Linked DNA regions of Homo sapiens: region 1 is linked to region 2. Evidence: read pairs that join two places in POLR2A ChIA-PET (ENCODE). Cell type or tissue: GM12878. All regions are shown on one strand. Each heading gives the region's core, and the rest is flanking DNA. Links, peaks and the distances in the headings are about the cores only.

Evidence for each region. ChIA-PET counts read pairs that join two places held together with the same protein. Peaks named below come from ENCODE experiments on the same cell type or tissue, not always from the same donor. Only the 100,000 strongest peaks of a DNase experiment are listed, where the experiment ranks them.
Region 1: POLR2A ChIA-PET joins it to region 2 with 5 read pairs; 3 of 35 experiments call an interaction of 5 or more read pairs at or near these places.

Annotation. Positions count from the first base shown.
Region 1 is chr11:72,726,470-72,740,737 of GRCh38, reverse strand. ARAP1 (ArfGAP with RhoGAP domain, ankyrin repeat and PH domain 1) reads left to right here. Exons shown (of 35, transcript NM_001040118.3): 2 at 8,141-8,223; 3 at 13,566-14,118. The coding sequence starts at 13,610. Among named protein-coding and RNA genes, the nearest start is that of ARAP1, 19 kb to the left of the region's middle. RefSeq lists enhancers at 3,599-3,698, 3,869-4,048, 10,920-10,989. In GM12878, for the core only: no CTCF peak of the experiment used is centred there; no DNase peak of the experiment used is centred there.
Region 2 is chr11:73,318,704-73,333,886 of GRCh38, reverse strand. All of the region lies in intron 1 of ARHGEF17 (Rho guanine nucleotide exchange factor 17), which reads right to left. LOC124902710 (a long non-coding RNA gene) reads right to left here and starts at 2,270. Exons shown (of 2, transcript XR_007062774.1): 1 at 2,004-2,270; 2 at 1-1,686. RefSeq lists enhancers at 1-619, 7,909-8,560, 11,174-11,826, 11,827-12,479, 12,480-13,133 and a silencer at 2,889-3,183. In GM12878, for the core only: a CTCF peak has its summit at 3,118 (motif pointing left); DNase peaks (open chromatin) are centred at 6,200 and 8,696; H3K4me3 peaks cover 478 bases; H3K27ac peaks cover 5,475 bases.

The DNA of each region.
Region 1 (14,268 bases), core at 6,269-14,268, 600 kb after region 2:
CAGTGCCTGGGAGGGAGACCTTATTTGATTAGCTTTGTCTTAGACCCTTGGGAGGGTAAGTCGGGGGCAGGGAGGGGGCTTTGAGTGTCAGTCTCTTATTTTCCATCCAGATGGCCTAGGAAATTAGCAGTTTCTCTTATAATAGTTCTGTTAGTAATCTATGCATGTTATACTTAAATGATAAAGCTACCTTATAATGATGGTTTTGGGGAGCAAACTGGAACAAACTCAATTGTAATGACTTAAAACATGTTTATCATTTTTTTCTAATTATAAAAGTGATAATTGTGAAAACTTGAAACAGTGCAGACATGAAGGTTGTAGAAAGTGAAAGTCTTTCAAGATTGGGGTTGGAGTTAGCGTGAGGCCTGAAAGTGGGGTCAGCAATGCCTACTGTCCCTTGGTCTTTCATGTCCCTTAGTCATTAATAAAACTGTGGTTTAGCATTTTATTAGGGTGATGCTGGTAGGGTTGCTGCAGGAAGGTTGTTAAAAGGTCCTGCCTCCCACCAGGTCCACTGTGTGTGGGTGTGCGTGTTGTGCACTGCTCAAAGGTGCCTGGCAGGTGTAGGGAAGTGAGGGCCAGAAGAAGGAGGACTGAAACCCAGCCTGTCCTCTTCTTGCTCAGCTGCTTCCCTTGGTGTGGGGCTCCTGGAAGAAGAGGAATCTTTTTCTTATTTGCCTAAAGGCCCCACCTGGGTTGGAGACAGCTCTTCTCCCCCTGCTCCCCACAGTCCCCAAGGGGAGCTGGTGAGTTCATTGTATGATGGGAGTGTGCCATGCCAGGGCATTCCAGGGGAGGTCCAGAATGCCGTGAAGTCAGGTCTGGTCTGGAGCTCTGCAGGGGGACATGGCTGGAGGTAGGCTGTGGTAGTCATTGGTGTCTGGGGTAACCGAGAACCTCAGGATGTGGAGGGAGTCTAGCCCAGAGCCTGGCTACAAGCCTAGCACCCAGGGTCAGGACTAGCCAAGACCTTAGGGCTAGGGACAGGAAGTGACTGCCTGACGGCAGAGGAGTGAGCAGAAGAGCACGCTGGCCTCCAGTACACATGCGGTGGCGTGTCATGGTCATCTGGGTGCCAGGCTCTAGGAGGCAGGGAGTGACAGCTCTACTTTGTGGAGGGGAAACTGAGGCTCAGAATGTGATGTGACTTGCCCCAGGCTTCAGACAAGAAATGGTGGAGCCAGGACTGGAACCAGACTTGCCTTGCATACTGGGTGGGGAGGGGGCCCAGGCCTGGAGCCGAGGGACATTGCTGATAGACCCCCAACTCCCCACCAGCAAGCTGAGGCAGCTCTTCATTCCCCCGGCTCTGGGGTCCCACTCAGTCCTCACTGCCCTGAGGGGCTGCTCCCCATCAGCCACCAGCACTCCGGAGACCCCAGAAGACAGGCCACACCACACATGGGCCAGGACAGGAATCTCCTGGTGCCAGGGAGAGTTATAGGGCAGAGATGCGGCCTGGGGTAGGACAGGAGACCCCAGTGTGCCTTCCTGAGACTGTTATGTGGTGGCCACCAGTCCCCGAGAGATGGAAAATAGGCTGCTTGGCCCAGAGATCGGTCAGCTGCCCACTCGAAGGCTGTACCTGCTGCCTTTCCTGGCAGGGCTGGAGGGAGGTGGCTTCTGCAGAGGCGTGGGGGCCACTTCTGCACCCTCTGGGCTGGGAACCCAGCCCCCACTAGTTCCTCATATCTGCGGAAGTGCCTCTAACACTCTTGCCTGAGTGAGCGGAGCCTGGAGAAGGCCCAGGAGGGCAGCAGACCGAAGAGGCCCTATGCAGAGGTATCACCTGGTGACTGGGCCGGGGAGGGGGCCAAGGGTGGGGTATTGGGCTGTGGGGTTGTTGCACACAGTTGAATTGCTGGTAGGAGCTGTGTGTGGTGGGAAAGGGCAGATCTGAGGTGTGGCCATTGGGTGGGGTGGTAGGTGTGTGTGGCCCTGGGAGATGTGTGGCCCTTGAGGTAGTGTGAGGTGTGCATTTGTGGTACCAGTGGGGTGTGGTTTGTAGACCCAGGCCTGGCCAGAGCTGGCTGTGTATGTTCTTGGTTCCTGTTGGGGAGCTCCGAGGAGTTTCCTGAGGTCTGGATGCTGGGGTCGCTGCCCTGCCTGCCTGTGCTGGGACAGCTGGGCCCAGGGTAGGGGATGAGGCTGTATAAGGGAGGTGGTGGTGGACAAGCTGAGGCCTCAGTTAGGACCCCTAGCCTGCCTTCCTCCCCTCCTTGCTCCCCATAGGGCTAGGTCTTTCCTTGAACCCAGGGCAGAGGCCTGTGCGGAGGGGAGCTGAGGATGCAATCAGGGGAGGCGGCCTGGCCAAGAGGACTCCAGAGCTGGGTGTGGAAAGGGTTAGGACCTTTAAGGCTGCCCTGATCCAGGGCTGACTCATGCAAATCAGAATGCAAAACAGGCTCAGGGAGGCCTCAAGAGAGAGCCACACCCACACGGTCAGCAGACTATGCAGGTGACGGAGGGCCAGCCATTGAGCCTTTCTCTCTAAACATCTTCTGTTCCCACCCCACTGACATCTCCTGTCACCAAATTCACCAGGTCCTTTTCTGTCCCTGGGCTTTGCACACCCAGTCCCCTTTGCCTGGAATGGCCTCCACCTGGCCACCTCCTACTTATCCTTCAAGGCCCAAGTCAGGGGTTCCTTCTAGAAGCCTCCCTTACTTCACCAGACAGAAGCAGTCACGTCCTCTGAAGGCCCCGTGAGCTCCAGCAGGTGACCTGGTGAGTTTCTACCTCACACAGCTTCCATGACATTGACATAGAGAAGAATCACAGGCCTTAGGGTTGTTATAAGAACAAATGAGGGACTGGGTGCGGTGGCTCACGCCTGTACTCCCAGCACTTTGGGAGGCCAAGAGGGGAAGCTCGCATGAACTCAGGAGTTCGAGACCAGCCTGGGCAACGTGGCAAAACCCCATCTCTACAAAAAGTACAAATATTAGCCAGGCATGGTGCATGCCCCTGTAGTCCCAGCTACTCTGGAGAGGCTGAGGTAGGAGGATCACTTGAGCCCAGGAGGCTGAGGTTGCAGTGAGCTGAGATCACACCACTGCACTCCAGCCTGGGTGACAGAGTGACCCTGTTTCAAAAAAAAAAAAAAGAACAAATGAGATGAAGGAGAAAATCTAGCAGGGGCTGGGCACATGGTTGCCAAATGGTGTGCATTTAGGGAAAGAAGGAAGCTGGAGGGTGCCTGTCTTTGGCTAAGGCTCTGGGTCATCTTCTTGCTGGGCCGGTGAAACAGGTCACTAGTCAGTAGTGGGTAGAGATATTACCATGGAGTTGCTGGGCTGGGACAGAGAAGGGGTGATGAGATTTGAACTCTGACCTTGGGGTTGAAATGGTAGGTAGAGGACAGAAGGGCAAAAGTTTTGGTTCCAGCAAGAAGTACTCAAGCCAGACGTGAAGAAGGACTGGCTGACAAGGATTAGAGATTCCAGGCGACCCTTACCTCTGGACTGGGACTGAGTGCACCTGTGAGCCCAGCCAGGTCCTGGGCACCACTGTGGACAGCAGAGGAGATAAGAAGGGGTATGGACTCTCAGGATACTCCAGGATACATGGGGGATTGGGTGGAGGTGGACCCCCACAAAACAAGCAACCAAAGAGAGAGCAGAAGCAGTGCCGAGATATGGGGCTCAGCCTCAGAGGACTAGGAGCTTGAGGGGGCAGTCAGGGCAGACTTTTTGGAGGAGCTGGCCTGGAGCCACCTGAAGATGGGAGGATGTGGTTTACTCACTCATTGTCAGCAGACAACTTTGGGGGCTCCCTGTTTGCCAGGCCAGTGCCTACTGTGAGAAGTGACATGGAGGAAGTCATGGACAGGGCCAGCCCAGCCTGGCTGGGGGTTGGGGTATGTCACTGACAACTTGAGCAAGTCACTTCCTCCCTGTGGGTGTTTGTTTCTTCGTCTGTAAACGTCAGAGCTGGATGAAGTTGAATGACAGACCAAGGAGTGCTCGAAGGCACTGGGAACCATGGAAAGGCTTTGAGTGGGGGTGGGACTGTAGTTGGCACAGTGGAGAGACGCTGGAGGGACATGAGAGAGAAGGAGAGGCAGGATGGGGGTGTGGGGGTGCTGAAGTCTGATTGGGCCATTAGGGTGGAGAGGAGGGAAACCCCTCAGCTCTTGGCTGTGCTGTCGCAACAGGATGACACTCCCTTCTGCCAGGTCCCTGCCTTCCTGAGGATGAGGACTCAGTGATGTGTCATAGCAGCTGAGGGGCTTAAACCTCCAAACTAGGGCTTGGATTAGGGTAGAGCAAGTGAGGCACTTGCCTCTGTTGCAGAATTTGAGGGGGTACCAAAAAGCTCAGTAATTAGCTGGGTTTGGTCATGAGATCCTGTGGTCCCCGCTACTGGGGAGGGGGAGGTGGGAGGATCACTTGAGCCCAGGAGGTTGAGGCTGCAGTGAGCCATGATCATGCCACTGCACTCCAGCCTGGGCAACAAAGCGAGACCTTCCCTGTCTCAAAAAAAAAAAAAAAAAGGTAACTAAAATGTAAAAGCAATAACTATTTATTTTAAAAAGGTCAGTATTCAAGGTATATAATATTTAATGCCATTTAAAAAATAAAAATTAATGCCAAAAATCCATGATGAGCAAAATATAAAACATTAACATTTTAAATTAAGAGAGGAACAGTACTGATGATTCTGTCTTTGCCTCAGGCTGCAGTGTGGCTTAGCAGGGCACTGCTCTGAACTTCTTTTTTCAATTTGCTGCTTTCTCCGGGAAGCCTTCCCTTACCTCAGCCTGGTTGAGGGCCCCCTGGGCTGTTTTCACTGGTTGATGGTATCTGATCCCTTCCAGCCTGAGGTTCCTGGAGGGCCAGTCCAGGTCTGAGGTCTGGTTCATGCTTCCAGTGCCTTGAACATGGCTGTTCCAAAGAGGTGTCAGTGCCGAGTCACCGTGTCTTTGATGTTAGCCAGATGCCCTTAGTGCAGGAATAGGAACTTGAGAGAGGCCCAGTAGGGAGCCAGGCTTTTCTCAGGGAGATAAGTAGTTTCCTGTTTCCCAGACCTGGTCATTCCAGTGGGGTTGCTGGGACCGTCATCTATCAATCTGTGTTAAACGCTTAGTACAGTGCCTGGCCTGTATATAGCAGGTGCTCAGTTTTTGCTTTTGTTTTTGAGCTGGAGTCTCACTCTGTCGCCCAGGCTGGAGTGCAATGGCACGATCTCAGCTCACTGCAACCTCTGCGTTTCAGGTTCAAGCAATTCTCCTGCCTCAGCCTCCCGAGTAGCTGGGATTACAGGCACCCACCACCATGCCCAGCTAATTTTTTGTATTTTTAGTAGAGACAGTCGGGCTGGTCTCGAACTCCTGACCTCAAGTGATCTACCCGCCTTGGCCTCCCAAAGTGCTGGGGTTACAGTCATGAGCCACTGCGCCCGGCCCTCAGTTTGTGTTTTGAGAGGCCGTGAAGAGTGGTTAAAAGTGGATGGCCAAAGGCTGGTGGCTCACGCCTGTAATCCCAGCACTTTGGGAGGCAGAGGCAGGTAGATCACTTGAGCCCAGGAGCTCAAGACCAGCCTGGGCAACATGGCAAAACCCCATCTCTACAAAAAAATGGAAAAATTAGCCGGGCGTGGTGGTGCAAGCCTGTAGTCCCAGGTACTTGGGAGGCTGACGTGGGATAATTGCTTGGGCCCAAGAGGCAGAGGTTGCGGTGAGCAGAGATTGTGCCACTGCACTCCAGCCTGGGTGACAGAGCGAGACCCTGTCTAAAAAAAAAAGTTGAGAGCTACAGTCTCCAGTATGAATAGAGTGTAAGCCACAATGCAATTTAAACAGTCCAAGTGAAATTAATGTTAATAATATATTTCATCATGTAAACAATAGGGAAAATTATTGAGATATTTTGCATTCTTTTTTTTTTTTTTTGTGCTCAGTCTTCAAAATCCACTGTGTTCAAAATCTAGCACATCATATTCCAGGGACCACATTTCAAATGTCCAACAGCCACGTGTGGCTACTGCTGGCTGCTATTGGACAGCACAGGGCTAGACTATATTCATACTGCCTCCTTCTTAGGTGTGTGGCTTTGGAAAGTTGTTTAACCTCCCTTTATCTCAGTTTCTTCACCTTAAAACAGGGATAGCAATCATATGTATCTCCTGGGGCTGCTGTGAGGCTTTAATGAGTTAATATAAAGTACTTGGATACCTGGCATGCAGTAAGCACTGTTTATGTGGTCTCTTTTTCTTGTTTCAAATTGTCGTTTGAGTAGCACTGCCATTTTTGCCAATGCTTTCATCTGAAGTGCTAGCTACTTAAAGGTTGTTTTTTAAGTATTGACTTTTGGGCTGGGTGCAGTGGCTTATGCCTATAATCTTAAGCACTTTGGGAGGTCAAAGTGGGAGGATTGCTTGAGGCCAAGAGTTTGAGACCAGCCTGGGCAACATAACGAGACCCTGTCTTTACAAAAAATAACAAAATTAGCTGGGCACAGTGGCATGCACTTGTAGTTCCAGCTACTCAGGAGGCTGAGGCAGGAAGATTGCTTGAGCCTGGGAGTTGGAAGTTGCAGTAAGCTATGATTGCACTACTACACTCCAGCCTGGGCAACAGAGCAAGACCCTGTCTCAAAAATAAAATAAGGCAAGGTGTGGTGGCTCACACCTGTACTTCTAGCAACTGGGGGGGCTGAGGTGGGTGGATCACTTGAGGTCAGGAGTTCGAGACCAGCCTGGCCAACATGGCAAAACCACGTCTCTACTAAAAATACAAAAATTAGCTGGGCATGGTGATACGCACCTGTAGTCCCAGCTACTCGGGAGGCTGAGACAAGAGAATCGTGCTTGAACTTGGGAGGTGGAGGCTGCAGTGAGCCAAGATTGCGCTACTGCACTCCAGCTGGGGCAACGGAGTTAGACTCTGTCTCAAAATAAATAAACTAAAATAAAATATTTAAAAAATGTATACCTGTTTTAGCCCTATCCTAGGCAGTGATAATCATGGAGTTTGCTTAAGATAAATACCTGTTTATGTGTTTGTAAGATGTAAAATGTTCATGAATACCTACTGAAGCCATTATGCAGAGCACAGCAGTTTTGAAGTTAACCCTAGTGTTGGCAGACCTGACTGTTCCAGGTCCTGGGGAGGGAGACCTGTCCATGCCACTCCACTGGTCCCTAGCCCCACAGAGCTCCGGCTGTCTGCATAGCAAGGGTGGTGGCCTGTCAGGAATATCCTATTCTTTCTCCTCCTGCCTGGAAGCATCCCCTTTTGGTCTGTTTTCCTCAACCTCCCCTACATATTTAGGGGCAGGGCCCTGGGGTCTCATGCCCCTGACTCAGTTACCCTACTTGTGCCCTCAGGCCACTTCATGGTCCCCAGGCTTAGTGGAGAGGGTCCTGTGTCCCTGGGTCCTCTAAGGTCCCCCACCTCTCCTGACAGGCTCTGTGTCAGGGAGACCTCTTTAGTCGCAGGGCTGCATTGTCCCTTCCTCACCCTTCCTGGGGCTGTCCCTTCCACAGTCTGCCCCTACACACATCCCAGCACTGGTCTTGCAGGGCCAGAGAGTGGGGAAGTCCTGACTCCTCTTTACCACCTGTGCAGCCCCCACATCTGGACAGGCCTGTCTGTCTGCCTTCTCCCTCCAGGAAGGCCTTCCTCTGGTCTGACTTCTGTTGCCAGTTTCCATGAGCATGAGGTTCCCCGAATCCTTTCCTCTTCCCTCTTCCTTCTCTTCCTCTTCTTCCACCTCTTCCCCATCTCTTCTTTTTTCTTTTCTTTTTTTTGAGACAGGGTCTGGCTCTGTTTCCCAGGCTGGAGTGTAGTGGCTCAATCACAGCTCACTGCAGCCTCCACCTCCTGGGCTCAAGTGATTCTCCCACCTCAGCCTCCTGAGTTCCTGGGACTACAGGCACACACTACCACACCTGGATAATTTTTGTATTTTTGTTGTACAGATGGGGTCTTCTTATGTTGCCCAGGCTGGTTTTGAACTCCTGGACTCGAATCCACCTGCCTCCCAAAGTGCTGGGATTACAGGCGTGAGCTACTGTGCCTGGCCCCCATTTCTTCTTTCCTTTTCCCTGTCCCTCTCCCTCTTCCCCTCTCCTTCTCTGGCATCTCATAGTGGCCTTGCCTCACGGGCTTTCTCCTCCATCCCTGTCCTTGCAGCTCCCGCCTCAGGCCGAGATGAGGAGCCCTTCAGAATAGCTGCTGTCTCTGGGAGGACCCGGGCGTCCTTGGCAGCCCAGCTGGTGAGTCAGGAGGTGGAGCGGTGGGAACAGGGCTGGCTGTGGCACGCTAGGCCTTAACATTGAGGTCGGGGAAGGCTTGATGGAGGCTGACACCTGATAGCCCATTTTCCATTTTGAGAACTGAGCTTGAGAGGCAGAGGGTGAGGCCCAGAGAGCTTGCTACGAGCCTCCCAGCAGGCCTTGGAACCTTGGAACAGGGTGGGGGTACGAGACAGAGGGACAAGGCAGGGGCCAGCAGGCTGAATTGCAGGTCTGTGTTTATGTATCTCCTCACTGGATTCCCCTCCCTGCCTGGCAAGTTTTGTTCCCTTTCTCATTCTCAGGCTCTATTCATGGTTATCACATTCCCTTTTAATTTTTATTTACTTTTTGGAAAATGATACAAAATTTAAAAGATACAGAAGGGTATAGTGTCTCCTGTCTTCCCAGCTGTCAATTCCCCTCCCCAAACTCAGTTTTATATATATCCGTCCAGTTTTCTGTGTTTATATTTGCATATATATATAACATATGTATATTTTTTTCTTTTTCTTTAACCGAGATGTTTACATAACACTGTTCTGCATCTTGCTTTTCCACTTAACACATCTCTAATATCATTTTATATGAACTTTAGAATCTGCTGGTCTCAACAAATTCCAGCTGGTAATTTTAGTTGGGATGGTGTTAAAGTTTTAGCTTAACCCTGGAGGAACTGACATCTTTATATGTTGAAGTGAAAAGTCTCCCTCTCCTCAGAGGTGGATTTCCAGGGAAGCTGGAGTTTGAGGTGCAGGGCTCCTTCCAGGATCTAAAGAGGGTCCTGAACAGTGTGTGCATGTGGTCATGTGTTTTTGTGAATTTTGCAAAAGTGAGATACTCTTAAGGAGAATGTGTTAGTCTGTTTTGTATTGCAATCAAGGAATACCCTGAGTAATTTATAAAGAAAAGAGGTGTATTTGGCTCAGGGCTCTGCAGGCTGTATAAGCATGGCACCAGCATCTGCTCAGCTTCTGGTGAGGCCTCAGGAAGCTTTTAGTCAGGGCAGAAGGCAAAGCGGGAGCAGGCATGTCACATGGTGAGGGAGGAAGCAAGAGAGAAGCCGGGCTCTTTTAACCAGCTAGCTCTTACATGAACAAATAGAGTGATAACTCACTTGTTACCATGGGGAGGGCACCAAGCTATTCATGAGGGATCTGTCCCCGTGACCCCAGACACCTCCCACTAGGTCCACCTCCAACATTGGGGGTCACATTTCAACATGAAATTTGGAGGGGACAAACATCCAAACCATATCAGAGGGCACTTAAATTGTGTAAGCTTCAGGTCCCATGAACTTCAGGCCCTGTGAACTCTGCATCTTCCACTGTTCCCTCCTGTCCCTTCAGGCCTTAGTTTTCGTCCTAGGAGGAAGCTGATAACTGTTGTCACCTTGCCCTCATGTGTCTTTTCAGAGATACTTTGTTCATTTACCAGTAGCTGCACACTACTCCATGCTCCCCCTTGTTTTTTTCACAGAGAGAGAATGTTACACAAACTGTTCTGCACTTTTCTTTACTCCTTTAACAGTGTATCTTATAGATCATCCCATGTCAATATGTGAGGAGTTTCCTCATTCTTATGGCCGCTCAGTATTCTATTGCACAACTACAACATAATTTAGTTAACTATTCTCCCATTGATGGCCATTTTGGTTATTTCCATTCTTTTGCTATTAAACACAGGCACTGTAGCTAGTAACCTTCTATATATGTCAATTCTGGCAGGTGCCAGTAAAAATGCAGGCTAAGTGCCTATGGGTGGCTGGGTCAGCCATCTGCATCTCTGTTTTTGGGGGAGGCGGGAGGACAAAGTGTCCCCCAGGCTGGAATGCAATGGTGTGATCTCGGCTCACTGCAACCTCCACATCCTGGGTTCAAGCGATTCTCCTGCACCTCAGACTCCTGAGTAGCTGGGATTACAGGTGTCTGCCACTGTGCCTGGCTAACTTTTTGTATTTTTAGTAGAGACGGGATTTTACCATGTTGACCAGACTGGTCTCGAATTCCTGACCTCAAGTGTTGGGATTACAGGTGTGAGCCACCGCGCCCAGCCCAGACATCTGCATCTCTTAGGGCTTTCATGCCTAGAGGCATTCCACAGCCAGGGAAGGGATGCCCTACCACATCACCAATGCCTGTATTTTCCAACTTTATTGCTCTTTGACAATCTGATAGGTAGAAAGCAGTATTTCAAAATATTTTACATTCATATTTCCTAGTGTGGGGGAGGTTAAGTTCCTTTTCAGATATTTAAGAGCCATTTATATTTTCCTTTTTGTAAATTTTTTCATTCATACTCTTTGCCCATTTTTCTGTTAGATTATTGATCCGTTTCTTATTTCTGCATGCTTTTCAACTTTTAGGAAAATGAGCCCTTTGTGTGGAATATGAGTGGCAGATATCCCCTAGTTTGTTGTTTAGCTCTTGGCTTTGCTTATGGTGCTTTTTACCATGCAAGAGTGCTTGATTTTTGTAGAGTTGAATATTTCAGTCTTTTCTGTGTGCCTTCTGGACTTGTTTCATTTCCAGAAGGCTTTTGCCTCTCTGAAATGATTTTTTTTTTTTTTTTTTAGAGACAGTCTCACTCTGTTGCCCAGGGTGGAGTGCAGTGGTGTGCAGTGGTGTGATCATAGCTCACTGCAGCCTTGAACTCCTAGGCTCAAGCAATTCTCCCACCTCATCCTCACAAGTAGCTGAGACTACAAGTGTGCAGCTGCCTAATTTTTAGGTTTTTTTTTTAGTAGAGACAGAGTCTTGCTGTGTTGCCCAGGCTGGTCTTAAACTCCTGGCCTCAAGCAGTCCTCTTGCTTTAGCCTCCCAAAGTGTTGGGATTACAGGCGTGAGCCACCATACCCAGCCCTAGGATGATTTCGTAAATCCTTTCATTTTTTATTTTTTATTTTTTTTTCTGAAGTGGAGTCTCTCTCTGTTGCCCAGGCTGGAGTGCAGTGATCTCGGCTCACTGTAATCTCCACCTCCTGGGTTCAAGCAATTCTGCCTTAGCCTCCTGAGTAGCTGAGATTACAGGTGCTTGCCACCATGCCCGGCTAATTTTTTGTATTTTTAGTAGAGACAAGGGTTTGCCGTGTTGGCCAAGCTGGTCTCAAACTCCTGACCTCAGGGGATCTGCCTGCCTCAGCATCCCTAAGTGCTGGGATTATAGGTGTGAGCCACCTTGCCCAGCCATGGTTTTTTAAAATACTGAAGTCTTTGATACAGCTGTAATGTTTCTTGTTGTAAAGTGTGAGATAGGGATCCACATTAGTTTTTTTTGAGAGCACTCCACAGCTGTCCCAACAACTTAAGAATCCCTTGTTTCCCCACAAGTTTGAGAGGCTACTTTTAGTGTATCCTAAATTTGTATATGTATTTGGGTCTACTTTTGAACTTTCTGTTCTGTTTAATTGATCTGTCTGTTCATGCACTGTTACCATATACTGTTTTAATCATTGTGGCTTTATAATATGTTTTAACATGTGGTGAGGTTGACTCCTACTCTTTACCCTCCCCGCCCTCCACCCCTGCTTCCAGAATTTTCCTCACTCTTCCTGCTTATTTTTCCACATGAAATTTCAAATCAGCTTCAAAAAAAATTCTGTACATATTTAATTGGATTGTGTACATTTATAAAGTAACTTAGACATCATTAATCTCTTTATGTTGTCTTCTATCCAGAACTTACTGTGCTCTGCCATTTGTCCAGGTCTTCTTTTTGTCCCTCAGTAACACTCCCAATTTTTCTTCCTATCGCTGTTGTTTATCTCTTAGGAAGTTTATTGGTGTTTTCTATTTTGTGATGCTTTTGTAAATGGGGTCTTTCATCCTGGTTTCTACCTGTTTGTTGCTTATAAATGTTGATTTCTGTTATATTAATTTTCGTTTGTTTCTTTTGTTTTTGTTTTTGTTTTTGTTTTGAGACGGAGCCTCACTCTGTTGCCCAGGCTGGGGTGCAGTGGCATGATCTCGGCTCATGGCAACCTCTGCCTCCTGGGTTCAAGCAATTCTCCTGCCTCAGCCTCCTGAGTAGCTGGGACTACAGGCGCATGCCACCATGCCTGGCTAATTTTTTGTATTCTAGTAAAGATGGGGTTTCACTGTATTGCCCAGGCTGGTCTGAAACTCTTGAGCTCAGGCAATCCACCCGCCTCGGCCTCCTAAAGTGCTAGGATTATAGTTGTGCCCGGCCAGTCTGTTATATTAATTTTGAACCCAACTGTCTTACTAAAGTCTTTACTGGTTGTTATAGTTTCTCAGTTGACCTTCTTGGGCTTTCAAACTCAACACTCATATTATTGGCAACAAATGGATAGTTTATCTCTTCCTTTCTGATTTTAAGACCTCTTGTTTATTTTTGTTGTCCAGAGCTTTCAGAGCAATGTGAGGAATAATAATAACAACAGTAAAATGGATATTCTTTTCTCATTTAAGAAAGTATCAATTTATTTCTGTTTTAGTAAGATTTTTGTTTGTGTAAGTAAGCTGGATATTGGGTTTTATCATATGCCTCTTTAGTGTCTGTGGAGATAATCAGATGACTTTTCCCTTTGATCTGCTAATCACCTCTTTTGGTCACCTCTTCATATCACCTCTTGACTCCCACCAGGCCAGGAGCTCTTGATTACAGGGTGCAGGGGTAGAGCCTGAGTCCCCATTGCCTAGTGCCAGGCTATTTTGAAAGAACAAATGGATGAATGGCCTTAGTGATGGGAGGGTTTACCCAATTCCAGGGCCAGGCCCCCAGAGGCCATGTGATGCTGGGTTTACTCACGTCCCACAGCATTTCACTTCCTCCAGGGGCATGGAGGTAGGGGGAGGCTAGTCTCGGCTCCCAGACTGGGCTTGCAGGAGGGACCAGCAGTGGTATCCTTCAATGCTCGCTAAGCCCTTGGCCTGGCCCTCACTGGGAACTGGTGCCTCAGAGGGAATTAGCCCTGCCGTGGGTCTTGCAGAGGGCAGTGGGGAGGAGGTATAAGACACAGCACCAATCATGCCACTGGCCATTCTCACGGCAGTGGCCAAGGCTGTGTGTTGGGGTGTGGGGTGGTACCAACCCCAGAGATCATGGAGGGTTTCCTAGAGAAGAAAACATGAGCTGGATGCTGGGATAGCACAAGGGAAGGGGTGAGGGGGTTCAGGCGGAGAGAAGAGCCTGTGTGTTCAGAGACCTGGCAGTACCTGGCCTTGCTTAGCACATGGAGCACAGGGGAGGAAGCTCCAGGACAGAACTTGAACCTATGGCTTGAGAGAGCCATGCAGGCTGCTGGTGAGGGGACCAATCCTCGGCAGCCCTGCCTCTGACCTGTGCCTGTCTGTCTATTCTAGCTCTGGACAAAGCCCTGCCAGTCAGGCCTCCGCTGGCAGGAACCATGGCAGAGGCTGGGGATGCTGCGCTATCGGTGGCCGAGTGGCTGCGGGCATTGCACCTGGAGCAGTACACGGGGCTCTTTGAGCAGCATGGCCTGGTGTGGGCCACTGAGTGCCAAGGCCTCAGCGACACCCGCCTGATGGACATGGGCATGCTACTCCCTGGTCACCGCCGCCGCATCCTGGCTGGCCTGCTCCGTGCCCATACCTCACCGGCCCCTGCACCCCGCCCCACCCCACGGCCTGTGCCCATGAAGCGCCACATCTTCCGCTCACCACCTGTGCCTGCCACTCCACCCGAGCCGCTGCCCACCACTACAGAGGATGAGGGGCTCCCCGCTGCCCCACCCATCCCGCCCCGGAGGAGCTGCCTTCCGCCCACCTGCTTCACCACCCCATCCACAGCTGCCCCAGACCCTGTGCTGCCCCCGCTGCCTGCTAAGCGGCATTTGGCAGAGCTGAGCGTTCCACCCGTGCCGCCCCGCACCGGACCCCCCCGCCTGCTGGTGAGGTGAGTGGATGCCACCCAGGGTGGGAGGCGCACAGGCAGAGGATCCCAGAGGGTAGATGGGGAGTTTGTGGCCTTTGGTGCTGGGGTAAGAAAGGCACTTCGGAAGTGCAGGGGGAACAGCGTGTGCAAAGCTCGGAGGACAGGATTGCT
Region 2 (15,183 bases), core at 2,659-10,658:
CTACGCATTTGATATATGGGCACAGAGGCTCAAAGAGGAAATGTCTCATGACCCCCAGGGTGGCAGACAGTCAGCTGAGCTAGAACCAGACCAGACCAGGCCTCTGGAGCTCTCCCACTGTAGCTTGTCCAGAGAGGCCCAACCAGCTGGGTTGCACTGTGGCCCCTACCTCCCCTACTCCCACCCTGTTCCAGGACCCGGGTGACACTCTGAGGGGAGAGTAAGTTCTACCCATCAGTCGGTCACTCCAGCCCTGCCCCTGGGGACTCTGGCATAACCCAGAGCCGAGGGAAGCCCCCTCCCATCACACCAGGCAAGCATAGGGTGGTCAGGATGTCCAGGGGCAGTGACCATGCCCGTTCAATTATCCCTCCACCCTAGCCTCTGGAAGAAGTGGTCTCTGCCTCTGGCTGACCAACAGCAGCTTGGGCTTTTAGGCCTTACTGAATTTATCCACCAATGGTGACCAGCCCTAATGCCTGGACAGCGATAGTTACGTGTGAGTGCGCGCGCGCGTGCATGTGCACAAGTGTGCGCAGTGGATAAGATTCACAGCTGAAGGTCAGCCTGAGCCAAACCCAGGGTATACTCTCCTGAGGCCCAGGACAAGGCCACCACCGCCAGAAAGTCTTTCTGGTAGCACAGACCTGCCCACTCCCCTCCTCTGAACTTCTAGAGTTTCGGCCTTTAAAACTCAGGGTCTTTCTAGTCTTGTCATTATTATTGGCAATAAGTGGAACCACCCAGTACCTTAGAGTTTACAAAACACTTCCAGGGCCTAATTTCATGAGCTCTTCCGTGGGTAAAGCAAGGCTCAGTGAGAAGTCATGTGTGCTTAGGTTCTCAAGACAAAGAGGTTGGTGGGGCCAGGGCCCAAATCTCAGTGCCGGCACTGACCTGCTGTGGGACTGTGAGCAAATTACACAACCTCGTTGGGCCTGAGGACAGGAAGAGAGCAAAAGCATAAACCAGGAGGAGAAGATCTCCTGAGGGATTCCTCTGCGCTGCTTACTAAGCGCTCTGCAGGTATTATTTTAACCTCACAATAAGCCTCCTGGGTAGGCCCTATTATTACCCTGTTTTACAGAGGAAGATGATGAGGCATAGTTAAGGACCTTGCTCAAAAGTTAAGTACCTTGCTCAAGGTCTCTCAAGCAGACAGGATTCCCGCCCCCCAGGAACCCCAGAAGGAAGAGGTGTGGGATTATCTAGGAACCCGGAGAGAGGAGCATGTTCTAGCCTAAGGGAGTGACCCCGGGAGCAGCCCAGGCTCCCAGCATGAGGACGCCCACTCGCCCACTCAGCCTTTTCCACAGCAGGGAAAACTGGCGACAACCTCAAGGTCCAACCACAGGAAAGCCCAGAGATTCATGCACTTACTGAAATCTTTGAAATGCTATGGAGAAGTATTTGGGTATAACATCAAATGAAAGAAGCAAGAAGCATACATTCTGCACCATCTCAATGTTATTTAAAATACACACACACACACACACACACACACACACACACACACACACACACACACACACACACGGAGAAAAAGCCTGGAGGGAAATATACCAGAACATTAACAGTGGGCAGGGGCCCTGGACAAAGGTGGGTAGAGGGGTAGAGCCAGAGACCACTCTCCACTGATGGCTTCCCGACCTCCAGAAGACCACATCTGTGCCTCAGTTTCCCCATCTATAAAGTAGAGAATATAGAGGGCTTACTTCCCACAGTGCCCAGAACAAAGCATGAGTTCAACAAATATTGGCTGTTATGAATAACCAGAATCTCAGAGGGCAGGTCCCCTCAGGGGTCAGTGGTTGGCTTAAGCACCCTCCTTCCATGGCAGGCCTCCCTGGCAGCCCTCGCTGGCATATCCGCAGGGCTGACAAGCTCCCCCTCCCATGGGGCCATGGTAGCTCCTTTCACTATGGGCATGTCTGCTTGAGAAAAAGCCATGCTGGGCTGGACCCCTCAGTCTCTGGGTGGCCTTAGAAATGGACAGCAGTCACCTCAGGAAGAAATTTCCTCCACCTCCCATTCAAAAATCCTTTGGGCTCTGATGCTTCTGTGGGGTGATTCTCCAGGTGAGAGCTGGGAGAGGTTTTCCAGGTGGCTCTCTTGTCCCCAGCCCAGGTGACCACCTCTATCCCTCTCTCTCTCCAGGACAACAGAGTAGCATTTGTTGGCAGCACTTTGTGCCTTTTCCATTTTCTCCTTTGGAAAACAAATGAGAAGCCAGCTGAGTCTGACCTCCTCCCCCCGCACCCCCCCACTCCCCCTCGCCCAACCCTCCAGGCCCCCAGGGGTGGGAGGCCCTTTCTGCCTCCTCCCTGGACAACAGGACTGGTGGAGAACCCCAGAGGAGGGGCCCTGTGAACTGGCTGTTGCCATGGCAATGACAGCCCTGGAATTTGACCACTGGGGCCCAGGAGTGGGGGAGGGGAGGTGGTATAGGCTACGCTGGGGCCAGGGAGGAAGGTCCAGGGGCCCAGGAAAGCCAAGAAGAGCAATGCAGGGCAGGGGTCCAGGGTCCCCTCCATGGCCTCAGTTTCCCCATCTGTAAAAGAGGGAGAGAGAGGCATGGGCCTTAAGATCTCTCTACCTCTAATCCAAATCGAGACATGGGTAAGGGCTAGGGGTATGGGACACAGCCAGGACAAGGCCAGTGCTCCCTTTGATGGATAGGGACCCCAGGGAACAGGGACTCAATCCAAGGTCACACAGCAAGTCCAGGGTAGTGGCAGGACTAGGTTCTGGGGGATGTGGTCTGTCCACTCTGGCTTCTCTATTTTTCTAAAGGAGAGGACAAGGGTGCCTGCCTCACGGTAGGGAGAAGAGGATCCCCAAGAATGGTAATAGCTGGGCCCACAGTGCTGAGACAGCAGGTAATGTGCCCACCCCTAGAAACCCCTGGCCTTCCTGGATCCAGAGGGCTGGCAGAGGGCCTGCCCCCACCCCCACCTGCTGTGCCAGGCTGCAGTGGGCATTTTTAAATGGGTGCCTGCCCCTCTCCTCCTTCCTGCCTGCCCACTCCAGGAACACAGTGAATTCTGCTGCCAGCCCTCCATCTTCTTGGGCCAAGCCTGAGTGGGCGCTAGCTCCACAGTCTTACTCTCTGCCTCCACCTCCAGGACAGCCAGGGCGATGTCCAGGGCCTCTTCCAGCTATGATAATCTAGGCCCAGAGAGGGGATGGGGCTTGCCCAAAGTCACACAGTACAGACAAGGAATTTGGGAATGTTATGCCACCTTCCAGGGCCCAGCAAGTTATCTGGTGCCACTCCAGGCCCTTCTGTTCATCCCTCTGCCCCTGCCCCTCCACAGCCACAGCCTCGATCCCCTCAGCTGACCTTCACACCCACCCTAGAAAGATTCTGACCAAGTCATTCCTCACCTTAAAACCAACCATCCAGAAAAAAAAGAGTTGCAGTCATAACTCATACTACACACCAGGATAAATTCCAAACCGATCAAGGAATTAAATGTAAAATAAAACAAGAAAACTGAAAATAGCAGAGAAAAAATATGAGAGAATTACTTTATAATCTTGGAGTGGGAAAGGCCTTTCTAACTATGACTCCAAATCCAGAAGCAATAAAATAAAAGCTTGATAAAGTAGAACACATAACAACAAAACCTTCTGCATAGTAAAAATATAAACAAAGTCAAAAGTCAAGTGACAAATCAGGAAAAAAATATTTGCAACTCATATGCCAGACAAAGAACTAACTTCCCTAATATTTAAAAGGTTCCTAGAAACTGATAAAAACAAAAGGCCAACAACCCAACAGAAAAATAGACAAAGGATATGAAGCATTCACAGAAACGGGAATCCATATGTCTCTTGGAGATAGAAAAAGATGCTCAACCTTACTCATTATAAGATAAATACAAATTAAAATACACTGAGACCTATCAGATTGGGAAGATACCCAAAGGTCTGAGTTGGTGAGATTGTGGGGAAATGGGCCTCTAACCTACTGCTGATGGCAGACCCCCATGGACAGCAGCAAAATGAGAATCACATTTACCCTGTATCCTAGCACTCCTAAGAAATGACCTACAAACAAGCTTGTTCACTGCAGCAGTTTGTAACAGCAAAAGACTGAAAAAACCTAAATACCTGTTAATATGTGGTTGCATAGTTTGGTATTCTGCAAAATGGGACACCATGCAGTACAAAAAAGAATATGAGGCCAGATGCGGTGGCTCACGCCTGTAATCCCAGCACTTTGGGAGGCTGAGGCAGGCGGATCGCCTGAAGTCAGGAGTTCAAGGCCAGCGAGGCCAACATGGTGAACTCCCATCTCTACTAAAAATACAAAAATTAGCTGGGCGTGGTGGTGCATACCTGTAATCCAAGCTACTCGGGAGGCTGAGGCACAAGAATTGCTTGAACCTGGGAGGCAGAGGTTGCAGTGAGCTGAGATCGCACCACTGCACTCCAGCGTGGGTGACAGAATGAGACTCCGTCTCAAAAAAAAAAAACAAAAACCCAAAATACAAAAAAAAAAAAAAAATATATATATATATATATATATATATATATATATATATATATATATATATATGAAAGCTCTCAAAATACTGATAAGGCAAGACCTGCAAATGACATTAAGTGTAACGAGCAAGGGGCAAAGCGGTGTGCTACCATCTGTGTGCAGGAAGGGAACAGATGATGAATTTGCTGGTGTTTGCAGATAAAAGGATTCACAAAGACACTACTAGCTGGGTGGCCTGGGGTCAGGCAGGGTAGGAAATAGGCAGCCAGGTGGGAAGGAGACTTTTTATCCTTTTGGATTTTTCCTAACCATGTGAATATATCATCTATTCAAAATATTAAATATATAAATTTAATTTAAAAAATTCACCTTGCAATCAGGCCCCTGCTGCCCACTCCAGCCTCACGTCTCATCTCTGAACAGCCTTTGCACCCCTCTTCTTCCTTCTCCATCCTGCCTCTCTAGGCTCCCTCCATGACTCTCTCTCCTAGACCTTCTGGGCTCCCCTGGCCTCGGAGTATCTCTGCCCCAGCCCGGACCCTGCCCTGGTGACACAGGCCTGATGTTCCTGTCTCAGTCTGTGCCTCCTCATAGCTGGGGCACCACCTGTGTTCCCAGCCTACATACAGAGGACGAGGTTCCCACTGAATGAAGACTGCACCAGAGAACAGGGGGCACTGCCTTGGAGCCCCAAGTTTGGAGCCTTTGTCTTTGCTTTCCCTCTTCTGTTTCCACATTGGTCTCCTCTGGGACAGTTCCAGTCTCACATGTGGTGTTCCTCCAGGAAGCCCTCCCTGCCCAAATCACATTCAGACTGGGGTAGAACTGTCCAATTCCTCCTTCAAGCCAAACGCTCAACCCCTGCCTTGGGTAGAGCGACCTCAGGGCTGGGCTTTGAGCTTCAAAGTGAGTCCCCAGCCTGGAGGAAGGTCCTGGGGTCAGAAGTCACTGGGTGACTCTGGCAACCCTGCCCCTCTCTGGGCCCCCATCTGTATGGCAAGGAACACAGACCAGCTGCTCCAGAGTCAGTGATGGGCAACTTTAAAGCAAGGTGGGGATTTCTGCTAGCAAAACTCCGGCAGAGCCCCCAGCCTGCAGAGTCCCATCCCTCCTGCATAGCCCCACTCTTTTCCTTTGGACAGCTGCCCGTGGGGAACTCCAAGCCTCCCTCAGGGAGCTCAGCTCATCCCCCTACCAAAGAGGATTACCTGGGCTACTCTCAGTGACCCCATCCTCTTCTCTCCATCCCTGGGGCTCTTCCTCAGCCAGCTAGGTCACTTCCCTCCCTCCCTTCCAACTTGTTTTACGGCTTCCCACTGATCCCCAGTGGTCTGTGGTCCAGCCCAGCCACCACAGACATAATCACATCAAATTCTCACCATAACCCTATAATAGGTGCCATCATCATCATCCCCATTTTACAGGTACATAAACTGAGCCACAGAGGGACTAAGTACTAACACGTGAGTACTCAGCTTTTCCAATGAATAATTACCCAGGACTATCCACAAAACTAAGAGGAAGAGCAGGATTTGAAGAAAGCCATCTGGCTTCAGTCTGTTCTAACCATTACACTAACCCAGCTGAATGTAAGATCAAGTACTTGTCCCCCGAGAGTCTCAATGACCTGGCCCTTGCTGACTCACCAGCATCAAATTTCCCCACCTTTACCACGGTCTGGCTGCATCATGTTCTGGCCACAGTAGTTCCTCCAACCCATCGCATTGTTACACCCTGGGCCCTTTGCACATGCTGGTCTCTCTGCCAGGTGTGGCTTCCTATGTCTATGTTTGGCAACTTCCTACTCATTCTACATTTTTCGTGGCCAAAGAAGTGGGAGCTTAGGCTGTATGGTGGACCAGGCAGGCTGGTCTACTAAGCGGGGCAAGGCCTAGGTCCTGAAGGGCCTCAGACCTGCCAGCCTCAGAGCTCAGTCTTTCTCCTGCCAACACTTGTTCATACTCTTCCTTTTACACACTACAAACTCTGGGGAATTCCTTCCTGATTCTAACCTAATTCACTCATCCTACAGGAGTCAGGACGATTCCTGGACCTCTAGAGAATGTGCTCCTGCCTGTCCACTGTCAGTGTGACTGAGCTGGGCTGAGACAGGGTGCACATTCTGGGAGCGTAGCTGGTTGCCAGCTCCTACCTCCCTCAAAGGGCCTGTGTCCTTCCAGGTGTCAGCAGGGGGCAGGCAGGATTTTCCCACCACTCCAACAGTTTGTCCTTCTGATCAAGTGGGGCCCAGCCAGCTCCAGGCCCCGGGTGGGAGGTGCTGCCTGCTCATAGGAGCACCAAGGATGGGTGGTATGCTCCATCATCCTGGCTGCGTCTGGAGACCTGGCCCCCAACAGAGTTTACCCCTGCCCAGGGAGCCTGGCTGGTTGCCCTTCTGAGCCTGCAGAGACACTGAAGGGAGAGGCTTGTCTCACTCTAACGCCTCCCATCAGGGAGGGCTTCCCTCTTTCCACAACAGAGATTTCCTGACTGAGTCCTGAAAGCTCCATGGAAATACATGGCGTGAGATGTGGTCCAGGGGGCAGACATGACCCTACTTTCACTTAAATCAATGAGATCAGCCTGCTTTATACTTCTGTGTCAAGATTCCTCTAGAAGAAAAGGTTCCACTATTTTTATTTTTATTCATTTATTTATTTTTTAATTTTTTGAGACGGAGTTTCACTCTTGGTTGCCCAGGTTGGAGTGCAATGTGCAATCTCGGTGCACTGCAACCTCTACCTCCTGGGTTCAAGCGATTCTCCTGCCTCAGCCTCCCGAGTAGCTGGAATTACAGGCGTATGCCACCAGGCCCAGCTAATTTTTGTATTTCTAGTAGAGATGTGGTTTTACCATGTTGACCAGGCTGGTCTTGAACTCCTGACCTCAGGTGATCCGCCCTCCTCGGCCTCCCAACCTCGGCCTCCCAAAGTGCTGGGATTACAGCCGTGAGCTTGGAAATTACCACTCTGGGATCAAGTCCAGGCTTTTAGGCCTGGCCTTTAGGAACTCCCGGGGCCCACCTGACCTCTCCAGAACCAGGGAGCTTTCATGGTACCCCAGACACACCAGGGCTTCTCCATCACAGGCCTCTACCTTTGCAGTTCTCTCTCCCTGAAGGGCCTTGGCTCATTTCTGCCTGTCAAGGTCTGGCTAGTCCTTCAAGATTCCAGCCACTGCCCTAAGTTAGCCTTCCCTGCCCTCACCCTTCTTGGCCTCCTTCGACCCCCAGTTCTCAGATGGGGCTTCTTGGGTCAGGAACCCCTTCTCCTTCACCCTGCGGCCCCCATGCTAACCCTGCACATACAGGCACCAGTGGGCCACAGTGCAATTGAATTTTAAAGGTTCCCCTGGGTTCCCCCAACCCGCCACTCAGAGCTTATTTCAGCGTTAATTATCCAAGACTAGTTAGAAAAGGTAGAAGCATCTGTGCAGTCAGGGCTCAGTCAATCCACCAATGACAGTGAACACCCCGGTTCTCAGTCAAATGGCTGGGCTGTCCCATGGGAGCAAGGTCTGCTCCCAGGCAGGAAGCGGCCTAGGCCCTCTCCCCACTCACCAGGCTCTGGCATCCACTGCCCAGCCCCGCCCCTTGCTGGACACTCAGAGGGTGGTACAGGAGCAAATTGCTCTGTTCACATCTCTCCAGATGGATAATGCCTGTTTATGTTACTTGTTGACATCTGGCTGCCCCAATCTACTCCAACTTTGCTGTCATCAAAGCTTGCTCCAGGGAAGGTCTCAGGCTCGGTCCTCACTCCTGATATCTGTACAGATGTCTTTGTGGGTATGGAAATCTGCTGGGGATTGAAAAGTGAGAAAGTGAGAGAGAGAGAGAGAGTGTGTGTGTACAATGCCTATATGCGATGCTCCTCAAGCTTTGCCTGTGTTGAGATGGGTGGGGGTTTGCTGTCAGCTTACCCCACAGTGTGGGAACTGTTGGTTTCAGTGTGCTCCCCTCCAGCCCGCAGGCTCCAGCAGGGCTCCTCTCTACATCTCCAGCCCAAGCACAGGGCCCAGCCCTGGAACGAAATTTCTTCCCCAGCACCCACAGCCCAGGCCTGGCCACACAGGAAGCGACCTGATGACTGAGGCCCAAGAGTTCAACTCATGGGACAGGACTCAGGGCTAGGGGCCCAGAGGGAGACAGGGCAGGAGGCTGGGGGTGGGGGAGGTTTGGGCTGGCTGCGGGTCTGGGCCTCTCTGGGCTCTTTGTCCAAATATGGAAGGTTTTTTTGTCTCCATTTGAGTCACGCCGGCCATGGCCCAAGAGATCTGCTTTCCAGATACTGCAAACGGGACTGCACTGCACTGCCTGGCCTGCCTGTCTCCCCTTCACCTGCCCGTGGCCCATCTCTCCACCTTCCCAAACTCCTGGGCTGAGTTCTCTCCGCCAGCAGAAAGCCCAGCACCCACCTCAGCTGCTTTCCAGCACCAAGAGAAGGGTCCCTGGGCCCATAAAGGGAGGAAACACTCATTCCTTCTGTGCCTGTCACCTCCTCCCACTCCCCAAGGGCCTCTCAAGTGCAACTGAGCCATTCAACTAATATTTACTGAGCAACTACTATGTGCTGGTTCCTGGGACTCAGACCATGGACTGTGAATCCAGTAGGATCACTATGTCCAAAGCAAAATCCACCCTTTCTTTCTGTGCCCACCTTGATGATGGCACTGCCCCCAACTCAGGCAGTCCTGAAAGCCAGGGGCCTAAGCACGGGTTCTGGAGCCAGACCATCTGGGTCTGAACTCCAACCCAGTGAGACTATCCTGGTTTGAATACCACCTCTCTCTTTCTGGGCTCTGTGACCTGAGCTAAGCACCCTCACCTTCTCTGGGCCTGTGTCTGCTTCCCATCCCACCCCCAATCAGTGCCGACTCGGGACGGCACCCTTTGCCCATCTGCCAGCTTCCACCTGCCTGGTCCCCAGGACAGCAGCAACATAGGGCTAGGCATAGGCATGGGTGGTAAGGGGAGCTGAGAGGAGCCTGGGCGCTCCCCCAGGGCAGGGCTCAGCTGTCCTCCTCCTGCCTCCCCCACATTATTTATTTAATAAACGTGTACCCAGGCTCCACCTCGTGCCAGGAACAGGAGGGCTTGGCATGGGTGGATCCACCCGACCAGAATCAAGCATTGGGTCACGGGGCAAACTGGGGGCTCCCACCCACATCTCCACATCCCAGAGCCTTAGAGGTCTGTTACCTCCGAAGCAGAGAGGAGCTGCAATCACTGTGTATCCTGGGACAGAGGCGGTTCCTGACACCTGGGCTGGGAAGCTGAGGGGGACTCTGCCCTACACGGCCGTTTTCCTAAGACCAGTCCCTGGCCAGGGGTCTCTGTCTGGCTCTCTAAAGGGAGGCAGGGTGACACAGATGGTCAGAGGAGATGAGAGACAGGAAGAGGAGCAAGACCCAGGGAGGAGAACAGGGAGAAGGACAGAGGACAGAAGGAGAGAAGAAAGCAGGGAGCCTCCATGAGAGGAAGTCCTGGTGCGAGTGGCTGGAACAAAGACACAGATGCCCAGGGGACCAGCAGAGACCCTCCACTGCCCAGGCACCACGTCCAGGTGATGAGATGGGGCAGGCCGGGCCCACCCTTCTCCTATTCCTCCACCAGCCTTGGGGCCAGGCCCGGGACTATTTTTAGCTGGGGCTGAATTTAGCCATTCCCTCGGAAATTCCTCACCCGCCCCAGGCAACGCCCCCGCTGGCCTTGGGGAGAAGCCTGGAAGTGGCGGGTCCAGGCCAGAGGGGAGGAGGGGCCCAGGAGCGGCAGGAGCTGGGAGGGCGCTCAGGCATCTGACAGGGAAGCAGGCTTTCCGCTCAGGCCCCCAGTGTGAGGCACTCCTCTCCCTAAAGCGCGGCTCTCCTCTTCTTCAGGAAGGCCTCCAGGGCTGCGGGGCCACAGAATAGCACTGGTCTCAGGATCTAGGGTACAAATATCACAAGGTTCTTTGTCTCTGACTACAGGACCCACCACGAGGGCTGCTGGCAAGGATGCCTGCCTGTGGACCTACCAGTCCCTCTCCCTCAGTTCCCAAAAGCCTGCATATTCTAGAGCTCTGCTGGACTCTGGAGGACTCCCACTTCACAGATGGGGAAACCAAGGCAGAGGGACTTGTCTTAGGTTAGAGCCAGCAAGGCAGCCCAAGCCTGCTCTTTCATTCCCTTCCATGCTCCCTCCATTAGGCCTCTCCCAGGAGGGCCAGACTGCAGGTGTGGCCTGGAGCTCTGGGGCTCTTCAGGGACCCCCCTGAGAGGCAGGGCACTTCCACTGGAGCAGAGGGTTTGAGGTCAGACAGGAGGCTTGCTGGGCACAGAGGCAGGGCTCACAGCCACCTCACTCTTTCAGAATGCAGAGGAAATTTCTGCCGAGACAAGAAGTGAGTCCCGCTCCCCCAACCCTGTTTCTGATATAACCCCTGAACCTAAATTCGAATTCCCAGATTCTGCCTCCAAATTGTCTTCCCAGTCAGTTCTCCCCTCGCCAGCTCCACATCCTCTGCTACCTAAGCTCAGGCTACTCATGTTCCCGCACCCTCATGTCAGATCATCACCTCACAACCAGAGGATACTGTGATGTGCAAAGCTGGCAGTGCTCCCAGCCCTTCCTCTCCCAGAAAGGGAGAGGGGAGCTGGCAGAGGGGAGCCCCTCTGCTCAGGCCATTTAACTCGGCACTTGAGGCTTTCAACCTGGTTCCTGCCCACACAGAGCCTCTCCCCAGGTGCTCTGGTCAAACTGAGACCTCCCTGCCCCTCTTGGCCTCAGACACATACAGGGGCTTCCCTTTCCTGCCCTGGCTCAGACAAGTTCCCTAAAATGCCAGGTGAACCACGTCACTGCACTTCTCAAGAACTCTCAGTGACCCCTTACAGTGTGAGGCTGGAGCAATGGTGAGATGCATGGGGGGGATTTCTGGCTCTAGTCCACTACTGTGTGGCCTTGGGCAAGGCCCCTTGCTGGGCCTCAGCTTCCCCATCTGAATGATGCAGGGGTGAGGAAGGCTAGAAAACATGGCTGGTTTCTAAGAGTCTTTCCAGGTAGACAGTTCTGGCATTAAAGGCCCTGGCCCTTTTCTTCCTCCTCCTGCCCTTCTGGCCTGCCCAGAAGTTGGACATCTCATCACCAGGCCCCATCCCAGGGAGACAGGGAAAGGCGGGGGATACCAAGAAACCCAGAGTGAGACCTCAGTGATTCAGGCAGCTAAGAAAGATGGAGCTATCGGGACCTTTATTGGGGGAAGGCGTCCCTCCCCATCTATCCACCCCTTCCCTTCCACATCTGCTCCTTAACCTCCAGTGCCCTGTCCTGGGAAAGGACTGAATGTTTGTCCAGGAGGTTGGGGAGTGGGGTCCCAGCAGTCCCTGGAGGCCCGGCTGTGGGGCTGGCTGGCAGCCAGGAACTCTGCCTCCCCGCTTCCTGCTCCACAGCGCTGTGCGGGAGCAGGGCCTGCTCACCCCCTGGGAACCAATAAACAGGAAACAGACACCAACCTTGTGCTTGCTCCCTCGGCTGGCCCCTCCATCACACTGCCCCCACTGCCTTCCCACTGGCCCCCGACCTGCTGCACCTCTCCAGACCCCAGAGTCTCAGGATCACAGGATGTCAGAACCAAGAAGTCACAATCTCAAAATCACAAATAAAAAAGAGGTCTGGACTCTTGGAAAAGAACCCAGAATCCTTCATCTTGAAACCACAGGATTCTAGACTCTGAGAATGACAATCTCAAAAGCATACACTAAGTGGCCACATTTCTGAGAGCTGTCTGGAGCCAGCGCCCAGGGCTGAGCGCTCCACAAGCATTCTCTCTTTGGCCCTCATAATAACGCCTTAGTGCCCCCATTTTACAGAGCAGTAAACTAAGGCTCAGAGTTGGGATCCAATGACTTGTTAATATCACCCGGCAAGGGGTCAGAGTCAGTTGTGATTTTAACCCTTATCAGTCTGAACCCAAAGCCCACCAGGCATACAGACACTCAGACTCACTGAGCCCCACTTCACAGGCCGCTTCCAGTGAGGGGCAGCTTTGATGCAGAGAGGGCTTTGCCTCTGCTCTCCTCCCCGTGTGGGCTGAGCTATCCTGGACATGTCACAGGGTGGGGCTGGTGGTAACAAAAGGAGAAGAGCTGGTGAGTGGAGCAAGGACAGTGGGCATGTGGCTCAGCCTCCAGCCCCGGTTTCTCCCTCCTCCCCACCTCCAGAGAACCAGGCTCGGAGCCACTGACTATGTGGGTACTGTAGCCAGGCCCCAACCTGCCTTCCTGTCTAGAGCTTTGTCTTCTGCTTCACGGCTGGAAAGAGGTGCCCAGCAGCCAAGAATCTTAGAATCATAAAACCTTAGCATCTCAGTCATGAGGGGAGGAGGTAACATTTCTTGAGCACTTACTGTGTGCCAAGCCCTCTTGGCATGCTTTCACTTAATCTCAGCAGTAGGCTGGGTGCGGTGGCTCATGTCCATCATCCCAGCACTTTGGGAGGCCAAGGCGGGAAGATTACTTGAGCTCAGGAGTTCAAGACCAGCCTGGGCAACATAGTGAGACTTTGCCTCTACTAAAAGTAAAAAAAATTAGCCAGGCATGATGGCGCATGCCTGTGGTCCCAGCTCATTGGGAAGTTGAGGTGGGAGGGATTGCTTGAGTCCAGGAAGTCAAGGCTGCAGTGAGCCATGATTGACCCACTGCACCCTAGCCTGGTTGAGAGAGTGAGACCCTGCCTCAAAAAAAAAAAAAAAATCATCATCATCTTTTTTTTTTTTTTTTTTTTTTGAGACGGAGTCTCGCTCTGTCACCCAGGCTGGAGTGTGGAGTGCAGTAGTGCAATCTCGGCTCACTGCAACCTCCGCCTCCCAGGGTTCAAGCAATTCTCTTACCTCAGCCTCCTGAGTAGCTAGGACTACGCCCTGCTAATTTTTTTTTTTTTTTAGTGGAGACAGGGTTTCACCATATTGGCCAGGCTGAGTCTTGAACTCCTGACCTTGTGATCCGCCCGCCTCGGCCTCTCAAAGTGCTGGGATTACAGGCATGAGACACAGCGCCCGGCCGAAAAACAAAATAATCTTAACAATAATCCTCTGTGGAGTGAGGGGATACTGCCCCCATCGACTACAGCCTCGGGGGAGTAGGTAAGTGCTTGCCTGGGTCTGAAAGCCAGCGTGCGGGGAGACAGCATTCTGGACAGCACCCTTTACCCTCCACATGCCACCTCCCTGAAGCCTCCCTAGGCCTCTCAGGGATGAAGGGACCTGACAGTTCCTCTGGTCAGACAGCACCAATGCCACCAATTCCCACATGGAGCTCCCAGAACATGGGGTTTCTTTCCTTCTGCCGCTGGGCTCTCAGTTCTGCCCTCAGATGGGGCAGCCTGGCAGAGACGTGACTCCCACCCCCTCCCTAGGTGCCCACCTTCCCTCCTTGCCCTGGATTTAAACTCTCCTATCAATTGCCCTTCTTGGGAGCGGCCTCATCCCACTTCTAGTCAGCAAAACTATGGCCTGCCACCTCTGGAAGCCAGGCCTGGCCCCAGGAACACATTGGCACTTCTGCCCCTGCCCCACCAGGCCTGGGCTCTGCCTGCCTCTGGACCTCACCCACCTCAGGAGGCTAGGATCCTTGGTGAAAGCTCCTGGCAAGGAGGGATGGTGTCCAAGTTTTCCCCGTGTGTCCCCACTGCCCAACACGGAGCTCAATGATTGACTGCTAAATGAATGAATGACAAATGAACATGGAAAGAAATAGCAAGTTAAATGCAGTGGGCCTGAGTTCGAAGGTTCTGCCCCGGGACCAGCACCAGCTGGGGACTCTGAATATCAGGAACCAACAGCCTGGTCCTTTGCCTATCTGTGCAGTAGAAAGAATAATGGCCCTGGCATTACATCCTCATGCTAATCCCCAGAACCTGTGAATATGTCACCTTACATAATAACAGGGACTTTGCAGGTGTAATTAAGGATTCTGAGATGGGAAGATTATCAAATTATCAGGTAGGCTTTAAGAACACAATGAATCACAAGGGTTCTTAAAGAAGGAGGAAGGAGGCCGGGCGCAGTGGCTCACGCCTGTAATTCCAGCACTTTGGGAGGTCGAGGCAGGCGGATCACGAGGTCAAGAAATCGAGACCATCCTGGCCAACATGGTGAAACCCCGTCTCTACTAAAAATACAAAAATTAGCTGGATGTGGTGGCGCATGCCTGTAGTCCCAGCTACTTGGGAGGCTGAGGCAGGAGAATTGCTTGAACCCGGGAAGTGGAGGTTGCAGTGAGCTGAGATCGTGCCACTGTACTCCAGCCTGGCAACAAAGCAAGACTCTGTCTCAAAAAAAAAAAAAAAAAGACGGAGGAAGGAGGTACGGGGTGAGCAAGAGATTTGAAGATGCTGGGGAAGATGGGGGAAGGGGCCACAGGCCAAGGAGTGCTGGCAGCCAGGAGAGGATGGTAAAGGCAGAGGCGTTGATCTCTCCAGGGCCGCCAGAGGCGGGCAGGCCTGTCAGCACCTGGATCTTAGCCCAGTGAAACCCTTCAGACTTTTGATCTCCAGACTGGAGAGTAGGAGATCTGTGTTGTTTTCAACCACTAGATGTGTGTAGTTTGCTACTGCAGCAACAGGACACTAATACACCACCTAGACCTCTGCAATCAGCACAGGTCTTCCCACCTCGGGTGTGCTCTGCCCTCCCCTCTCACCCTGTTCCTGC